Linked DNA regions of Homo sapiens: region 2 is linked to region 1. A link is a contact called in ENCODE Hi-C or POLR2A ChIA-PET data. All regions are on one chromosome and are shown on one strand. The core of a region is the stretch at or near the end of the contact, and the rest is flanking DNA. Distances in the headings are between cores, read along the strand shown. Region 1 overlaps LRRK2-DT (LRRK2 divergent transcript). Region 2 overlaps LRRK2 (leucine rich repeat kinase 2).

Region 1 (4,704 bases), core at 1,454-3,953:
CATAAGCCTTTCATAACTTTTATTTAGGAGGTGGTAAATGCTTCAAGAAAACCTTGTTAATCTGAAATGGGCCTATATGCTGGTATTGCATCAGTGTGCCTTTGACATTAATTATTTATTTATAGAGAAACTGAACTTACTTTATCTCTCAATATCAGCCCTTCCAATGTCACACTCCCACCTCTTCCTCAATAGTCTCTGGGACTTGAGGACTTGAATAGCTTTAACGTCTGTCTGTGTTTCAGGAATGCAGTTTATTTTGATTGGTGTCTTCTACCAGACCTGAAGATGGGGCTTTAATTACCATCAGTGTTTAAAATTTAGCAGGACTTTGTATTCTTTTTAGACACAGGAGTCGAAGCCCTGTAACTCAATTTCACAAGTACTTTAAAAGTGCATACAGACAGATACATGGATGTAATAACCTTAACTAAAAAAAAAGATTAATTTCAGTTTTTTTCCTAAGAAAACCAAACCATATTAATAATAATATGACAACTTGATTATTTAAAACTTTGGGGTTTCTAAAAACTAAATCCTCTTACTATAACTTACACAGACCATTCATGACATGCTTCAACTGTATGGTTTGTTCTGAACATCCCTCTTTCTTAAATAAGCAATCATTTTACTCTAGGACTAAATTTACCATACAGGAGATTCTTTTGTATATGAAATTATTTCTCGTAAAGCTTTCTTAGCAAGAAAAACCTATTTATTTTTATAACTTTCTTTACATCTCTTTTATTTCCTGGTTCCTTTTACCTTGTGTTTTTTGAGATGGAGTCTCGCTTTGTCGCCCAGGCTGGAGTGCAGTGGCGTGATCTCAGCTCACTGCAAGCTCCGCCTCCCAGGTTCAGGCCATTCTCCTGCCTCAGCCTCCCAGGTAGCTGGGACTACAGGCGCCCGCCACCACGCCTGGCTAAATTTTTTTGTATTTTTAGTAGAGACAGGGTTTCACCGTGTCAGCCAGGATGGTCTCGATCTCCTGACCTCGTGATCTGCCTGCCTCAGCCTCTCAAAGTGCTGGGATTACAGGCGTGAGCCACCGCACCCGGCCACTTTTACCTTGTTTTATACATGACCTTTAAGTAAGCTTTGAATTAGACAAAAATTGCTCACCTTTTTTTTACAGGACACACCTTTTTTTTTGAAAGAATGTTTTCCTACAAATATATTTTTATTGGAAAATACCCAAATAATAACATATCTATTATTTAACTTAATATAACTTTAGATTCTAAATTTTAACAAGTTTGTGTACAAATATTTATCCTATTACATTTACCTAATTATTTTATTTAAATGTTTACCTAGAGTGTTTATGAAAACTGTGATAGTTATCATTTAAGTTATGGATCTGTCATTGCAAAATTATAACTGAGACAGTGAAGAAAATTTGACTTAGCTGACTCCATCTTGCTTTTAACCTTCAAGCTATCCTTGTCCATTCCTTGGTGTAGACTGAACTAACTTTGGGAGGAATTTATAGTTTAGCTTTAAAAACAGGCAATAACAAACTTTACTGCCTGTGGACTAGACCGCCTAAAGCCACAAGATTAGAAGTTATGATAATCTTATTAAATTCAAGATGTAGCTATTTTTAATAAACCAATATTAATGTCTTATTTAATTAAAGATTACACAAGCAAAGATCATTCTGTTTTGGCCTGGATTTATAGTTTTGTAACCTCTATGCCAAATTTTGACACCTTGGAGTACTTGTCAGGGATAAGTATAAAATTGCTTGACTAATAAATGCTAACAAAAATGTATACTGTCAAATTCTTATGACATTTCTAATATTATTTTACCAATAATTTTAAAGCCAGCTTATTTATTAAAGATTTTACTTAAGTAATATGAAGTTGAAAAAGCATTTTACTAGTCTTTTGTTTAGTATCTGATTTTAATTCCTTTTTTGTTAAGCCAATTAATTACAGCTCTTTTATATATTTTTAGTAGTGAAACATTGTATACACAACACATAAATATATAGAAGTATTAGGCATGCCAGTAGAAGTACATCTTATAGATTCATAAAGACTTCTTTCTTTTCCTTTTTTAAAAAAACCTTACCCTAGGCCATTGTCAGCTAAATAGCCTTAAATTTGCATATTAAAGGAAACAACTCCTTTAATCAGATAACAAAATTTACGTCATAAGGTATGAAGAGAAAGTCTGGTGAGCTAGAGGAAAATTAAAACGGATTTAATGGCTGATTAAACATAAAATTATAGAAGTCTATTATAAAGGCCCTCAAATGTATACACATACACATATGCATATACACATACACACACGAAGATTCTATAGCTTTTACCTCAGTACTCTAGCCTTTTGATACATACACATTAGCCAGCTTGCAAAAATAAAAAAATTAAAAAAAGAATACCTGTTAGATCCAAACAGCTGTTTTTATCTCAGTAGAAAAGTAACAGCAGATTTAAAGCAGGCAGAAATGAAAATGGAGATAAAGGGAACCTAGGAACTCTATAGTTTGCAGGTTGACCTCAGGGCACTTTTTCATTAATGTAAATGTACACAAAGACCATATTACTTTCATTTTATTCTGGCAAGTAGAAGTGCCATAAAACCTACATAGTGCTTGAAAGCAGGTCATTCTCCTTGTTTTCTCCTAATTCTTAGATTATCTGTTTCCTGCTTTTCTTTTTTTTTTTTTTTGGTCTTAAAAGGAGGAAATGAGCTGTGGCCTGGGGTTTTTGTGTGGTGGATTGATGCATGCTGCTTGTAGGCAGGACTCCATAGTGTGTCACCACTGAATTGTTTCCACCCCTTATGTGTCTCAGTTTCTCTCTCTTTTGAGACCTCTGAGAGGGCTCAAAATGCCGGGTGATCAGCCCTTATATGTGTTTCCTGGATGAGCCATTTTTAAAATTAATTTTTGTTGGGGATTTTCCTGCAGGGCCATTGCATGTCATAGGGGTCAACCCCTCAGACACTCTCACGAAGGCCCCCGTCACCCATGGGTGCCTTTCGGCTGGGAGGCCTTTTCTTTTCAGAACTGAGAAAACTCTGTCTCTTATTTACCTATGAAAACAACAGTTCAGTTCCTCATGCAAATGCACACAGACGAACCGAATTGAGATTATTTTGGGAGAAAAAGCAATAAAGAAAACCCTTTAGAATGCGTCTCCGAACTAGAATTAGGATCCTTAAGCAAATAACTTCCTAGGCAAGAAAGGAAATAAAGACAGCCAAGACCAGGTCCTGTAAACTGTATTCAGCTGCTTGTAAATTTGTAGCTGTCATTCGACATTATACACACCAACATCAAATCCTCTCACAGTGCAAGGTTATCTCTGGTATTCCCAAATCCATAGAGGTCAGGTCATGCAATACAGGAAAACAGAGCTTTAGACCAAAGAAGAATCTGCCCATGGCTCTTAAAACTCCCCAAAGAAAACAGAACACCCAAAAGGCCAAAAGGGGTGAGTGGCACCTTTGTTTTGAATTCTTTAAAGGAGTTCAAGTCATTAGAAGCCTTCTCTAGATTTTTTTGGTATTGCAGGAAGCAAACATAAAAACCAAGTGCACGTTTTTTTTGTTGTTGTTTTTTGTTTTTTTAATTCTCTTTTGCAGCTGTAAGGAATTTGGGCCAGATTAGAGAAACCTTGTTACCTATAATTTTGAATTCTTACTCTTATTTGACCAAGTCAGGTAGAGTTGATCAAATCTGATGGGAGAAAGACCAGAACAACCAACAACAACAACAACAACAACAACAACAACAAAACTCCAACAATATGATCAATGAGTGCTCTAATGGTAAGGAGAAATTAAGACCAGCTGGTTGTTAAACTTTAGTCAAGACAAAAACTCCCATGCGGCTGCTTACCTAGGGATGGGTCTCAGGCTGAAGAATGCTTTCTACCATTCTAGAAGTAGGAAAAAACTCATCTTCCCTGCTGGGAGCGAGCTCAAACTCCATAAAGGAGTTACCTGCCTTCCATCGTCGTCGTCATCGTCATGGAAACAGGAAATCTTGTCTTCCTGGTTGAAAGCCAGTAAAACTCCAAAAAATGGAGTTGTACAGCAAAATAAACTTTAGATCTCGACCAAATTTGGGGAGATAAGGGATTCTCTGGAGGTGCTGCTCCCAGACCTCAGCAAATTGTCCTGTTGTTTTGAGCCATAGAGTTAGCTGATGTTGGCACCAAGCACTGAAAGGAGATTTGTCAGATGTAAACCCTGAAAATCTGAGACAGGTCTCAGTTAATTTAGATAGTTTAGTTTGCCAAGGTTGAGGACACACACCTATGACACAGCCCCTGGAAGTCCTGACAACATGTGTCTAAGGTGGTCAGAGCAGAGCTTGGTTTTATACATTTTAGGGAGGATGAGACATCAATTGACACATGTAAAATGAACACTGATTTGGTCCAGAAAGGCGGGACAATTTGAAGCAAAAAAGCTGGACAACTCAAAGTGGGGACAGGCTTCAGGGCACAGGTAGCTGAGAGACAAACAGTCACATTCTTTTGAGTTTCTGATTAGCCTCTCCAAAGAAGGCAATCAGATATGCATTTATCTCAGTGAGCAGAGGGATGACTTTGAATAGAATGGGAGGCAGGTATGCCCTAAACAGTTCTCAGCTTGAATTTTCCCTTTAGCTTAGTGATTTTGGGGGCCCAAGATATTTTCCTTTCACAGTGATAATGTTCCATCAGTCTGTCCTTTCCT
Region 2 (4,704 bases), core at 1,626-4,125, 70 kb after region 1:
GAATTCAGTAATTTATTTATACAAAGTAACTACAATGTAAAATGTGGAGCTTTTATTTTTAAGGAGGGTGTTCATCTCTGATAATTCTTTTCTATTTTTGTTGCCATGACCTGAGTTCAAGCTTTTTTTCTCTTGTTTGAATTGTACTATTAGCTAATTTTCATACCTGTTCTCTTCCTTCATTTCTATCCTTTTCTTACTCTATGATTGAATTAATCTTTCTCCAATGTGGCTTGTACTCATTTACCTCAATGGCTTCCACCCTCCACCCACCTTTAATTGTTACTGACATCTGTTATCACCTTATTTGTTCTCCAAAGCCCCTTTAAAACACCTATGTCTGTATTCATCCAACACATTTATTAAGTGCTTCTTATGTTCTAAGCACTGTGATGCTGTTAAACTTTAAAAGATGAATTGGAAAAAAAGCACAACTGTACTATTATAGGAGCTTAGAGGTAGATGGAAGTGTAAATAGATAATTAACAGGCAGCGTGAGAGAGGCGATGATAGATGCATATATAAAAGGCTTTGAGAATATCGATGGAGGCACAAATAATTTCTTCAAAGGAGTAGGACAGAGATTGTAATATTTGAGGTGGAAGGGTAGATAGAGCTGGCCTGGTAGAAAGGCCAAGGAAGACATTTCAAGCAGAAGAAAGTGCACATGGTCGGGGGTGAGTGAGGCATGGAGGATAAGGAGAGGAGTGCTTGGGGATGAGTGTGGAAGGAAAGGCTGAGGCCCAAAGAAAAGGGCCTTGAATGCAGTGCTAAAAATTTTTTGCCTTTTAAAAATGGAAGCCAACCCAAGTTTATTAAAATTGTTTGCAGATTGTAGTGTCACACCGAAATTTGCAACTAAAGACAATAGCATTGTGGTGCAGAGGATGATAGACAGGGAGAGAGACTAGATACAAGGAGATTGGGTTGGAGGTCCATGGTAGTCAAGTGAGACCCAGTGAAGGGACCCAGCAATGGAAACACAGATGAGAGGGCAGATTGGACAGATGGTTGGGAGATCTGTTTGATGTGACATCGTGATCCCTAAGTATGAGGGATGATACTTTGTTCTGTGAAGTTCCCAATCTTTTGAAGTCATTTTTGCTTTGTTCTTTTAAAATGAAATCTTCCTAAATCTATCATTTTCTCTAGTTATATAGGTATTTTGTTTCTCTGTATAAGAGTATTACTCAATATAAAAGTTTTTTCAAGGACAGAGCTTTCTTCAGTCATTTTTTTCTGGGCCCCCCAGTCCTCTGGTGGCTATTCAATCAGTATTTTAAAAATTGAATCATGGTGTCCTATTCATAGTTTCAGCTTAGTTTTGAGACGTAATGTAACAGATGTAATTTTACTTGAAAATATTATTGCATGTTTTATTGAATTTTATTTTTAGATTGTAATTAAAAACAATAAAAATGCCTTTTGATTATCCTTAAAGTTGACAGCCTTATTCTTTTGAGGGAGGTTTTGGGTTTTAAAGATAACCAAAGGACACTCAAAAACCGTTTCTGTTAGTTAATAAAATAATACTCTTTTAGTCCAAAAGCAAGTTTTGAATACAGTATTTCTTTTCTTTTATTGTTCTTAAACTGATCCTGAAGGAAAATTGTTAGTTAACAATCAATCAGATGTATTATGGGTGCCCTTGAAAATAATCACTTGAGGACTGTACTTAATGTAAAAAAATACATTTTATAAGCATATCAGTATGTAAGTACATTCTTCTAGTAGGTAAAGGCTTAATCATTTACTGTATGCTAACATATTATACTACCACAGTACACCATACTGTACTGTACCCAACGTAATGTACCATGCCGTGCAGTACCGTATCATTCTAGGTATCAACAAGTAACTATGGTAGCAATACTCCAGTAGTTTTGAGGTTGAATATGATTCTGGTTTGAACATGTTAAGTTGAGGTTCTTATGAGATACCTAGGTGTACATGTATTCATTTATTAGCTAGATTATATTCAGGTTTTTTAGTGGCAAAGATGTACATTATGGCAAATGTGTATAATTTAGGGTCCAATTAAGGATAGCATATTGCATCTAGTGCATATATCTTAAGTTTCTTTCAATCTATTACTGTACTTTTTCTCTTCTACTTTATAATAACTTGTTATATAGACATTGAGCTGGTTGCTTTAAGAAAATAATAATGAAGACCCAGTTACTTTAATAAAATATCATTTGACTTGTTTCTTGAGTTACTGCTAGTTTTAGAGGAAATAATGTGAAATTCTTTAAGAAGGGATATAGGCAAATTGGGAAGTATATAGAGGAGAGTGATTAGGGAGATAAAAGCACATCAAAAAGAGCAATAAGAGGAACTGAGATTGTTTTATTTGAAGAAGAGATGACTCAAAGGGATATGAAACTCTATTCAAATCTACTTACTTATAACCAGTAACAGTAATAATACCAAACAATATGGAGGACTTAAAAAGTATTAGGCATTGTTTGAAGTATTTTAAGTATATTATCTCTTCTGATTCTAACAGCACTCCATGAGGCAGATATTATTATTATTATTATTTTGGTATTGTATGGACTACAAAACTGAGGCATAGAATTGTAGAGATTTTTAAGGTCAGGCCTGATATAACAGCACCAGATTTTCAGCTTATGCAGGCTGACTCCAGAGTAGGCATTTTAAAATAAATATTTGTGCAACAATCTTGTCCTGAACAACTGTTGTATTTAAAGCACTATGTCTAGAATCCTTAAGGTATCGGGAGATGATGAGATTATGGATACTGCTCTCAAAAAAATTTACAGTCCACACGACCTAAAGGACTGTTATGTAGAAAGGAAATTATATCCATTTGAATAGTAGGACCTCAAGTGATAGAACAAAGACTGGAGAAGAAATTTACAGGAATGTTCATTTGGTCTTAATTTAAGGAAGATGTTAAATAAGACCCATTACATGTAGCATGATGTTTTTACTACTCAGGCCAGTTTTAGTGGTCACATCTTCTTAAGGTGTAATAGGCAGCCTCAGAAGTTACTGTGGTCTTGCTCACTGGAAATGATACACAGACAGTTTAAGGGACTTGCCCCAGACCACACGGCAAGAGGTGAATGTCAGAACCTCTTTGAGTACATTTTAAAATAAGGACTGAAAGTTGGAGGAGGGTGGTTATCAAGGCTGCCTTCCTTACCATAGTATTCCCAGCATTAACAAAATCCTTGGCATGTAATTGGAATTCAGATGCTTCTTAAATAAATGAAAAGCCTGTTGTAGCCAGCTTACAGTTTGCATTAATGCAGATTATTAAAGTGGAAGATCATAAATGATTTTTTATTAATATTTATGTCTATAATCTTAGGTTTGGAAAACATTATTCATTCATAATAATTTTAATTATATGTTACATTACCACATTTTTGACTTGTAGTGTTTTTAGCATAGTTCAGCTACAGTGTAGCTTAATAAAGAATATGATTTTTTAAAATAGCAATGCTATTATATAGCCTTTACAGAACTTCTAAAAAATGACATGTTCTCTACCACCTTAATACTGAAACTCAAATCTTATTTTTTGCTACGATTATTCCAGCTACTCTTTTTTGTCTATATTTCATTTCTGCCTTTTTATGTTGTGGTCCAAGTAACTCTGAGCTTTTCTCATGTTGTCCATTGTTGCATAAAAATCTTCCAGCATCTTAAAGCACAGCCTACTCACACAAAAAAGTGATTGTTTGCTACAGAAAATTTCTTCACCATCGTAATTTTTTGCTACTTCAAATTCAGTAAGCATTCTTACACATTATATTTATTTTATATTCAGTGATGAACTATTTTTATAGATTCCTTAAAATTTCTGGTTATTTATTTGATAAGGAAACATGTACTAGAAAAAAGTACAACACATATATTGTGAGATTAATTATGACAATTTCTAGAAAGTAACAGTCTGTTCAACTCAAATGTTTATAAGAAAATTCTTTCTTTATTTATTTATCTGTGCATTTAGGCATGCCAGAAGAATCCAGGGAGGATACAGAATTTCATCATAAGCTAAATATGGTTAAAAAACAGTGTTTCAAGAATGATATTCACAAACTGGTCCTAGCAGCTTTGAACAGGGTATGTTGAATATAAGTTTTCTGTATTTATACTATTAACTAAAATATTAAATTTGGAGAACTAGGGGCGCTTTTTCAGTCTAAGTTTTCTGTTCTCCGTTTGCTATGATAGGAGGAAGTCATGTGGTTAGAGACATAAGATGACAGTGGGGATGTGGGAAGTGAAAAGATATGTACTAAGCTAAGTCCAGCTAAGTGTATTATCAATTATAGATGTAGGCAAGATTCTTTTGATTGCCAGTAACATAAATCCACTCTAGTTTGCTCAACCAGAAAGAGAACCAAAGAGCCATATATGCAGCTAGACCTTGTGAGTCATGCTGGGTACTATGGCTGCTGTTTTCTCTTTCTGTCCTCTGGCTACTTGTCTTTCTTTTCTGGTCTCATAGTATATGGTTTAGCCCATGAAGACATACCAGTGTTAACAGTAAAGTCTTCGGCTGGGCACAGTGGCCCACACCTGTAATCCCAGCACTTTGGGAGGCTGAGGTGGGTGGATCACGAGGTCAGGAGTTCGAGAGCAACCTGGCCAACATGGTGAAACCCTGTCTCTACTAAAAATACAAAAATTAACTGGGCATGGTGGCACGTGCCTGTAATCCCA

The links. A loop is a pair of places that touch in the nucleus more often than their neighbours do. ChIA-PET counts read pairs that join two places held with the same protein, here RNA polymerase II (POLR2A). Pooled maps may share reads with other maps.
Region 2: a map of B cell shows a loop between it and region 1 (4-fold over the local background). The contact joins two enhancer-like sites. A Hi-C loop is called at or near these places in 1 of 168 maps with a recorded cell type or tissue (B cell), 13 of 37 single-sample maps with no recorded cell type and 7 of 50 pooled maps. POLR2A ChIA-PET finds 5 or more read pairs at or near these places in 2 of 52 experiments (GM12878 and OCI-LY7).

Annotation. Positions count from the first base shown.
Region 1 is chr12:40,190,113-40,194,816 of GRCh38, forward strand. The region is part of intron 1 of LRRK2-DT (LRRK2 divergent transcript); the gene reads right to left. Among named protein-coding and RNA genes, the nearest start is that of LRRK2-DT, 31 kb to the right of the region's middle. Within about 2 kb of position 2,704, at least 4 of the 41 ENCODE cell types and tissues checked have a DNase peak (open chromatin) inside an H3K27ac peak, as active enhancers do; they include B cell and OCI-LY7, where a contact is called at or near this core.
Region 2 is chr12:40,259,801-40,264,504 of GRCh38, forward strand. LRRK2 (leucine rich repeat kinase 2) reads left to right here. Exons shown (of 51, transcript NM_198578.4): 14 at 3,989-4,101. Among named protein-coding and RNA genes, the nearest start is that of LRRK2, 37 kb to the left of the region's middle. Within about 2 kb of position 2,876, at least 2 of the 41 ENCODE cell types and tissues checked have a DNase peak (open chromatin) inside an H3K27ac peak, as active enhancers do; they include B cell and OCI-LY7, where a contact is called at or near this core.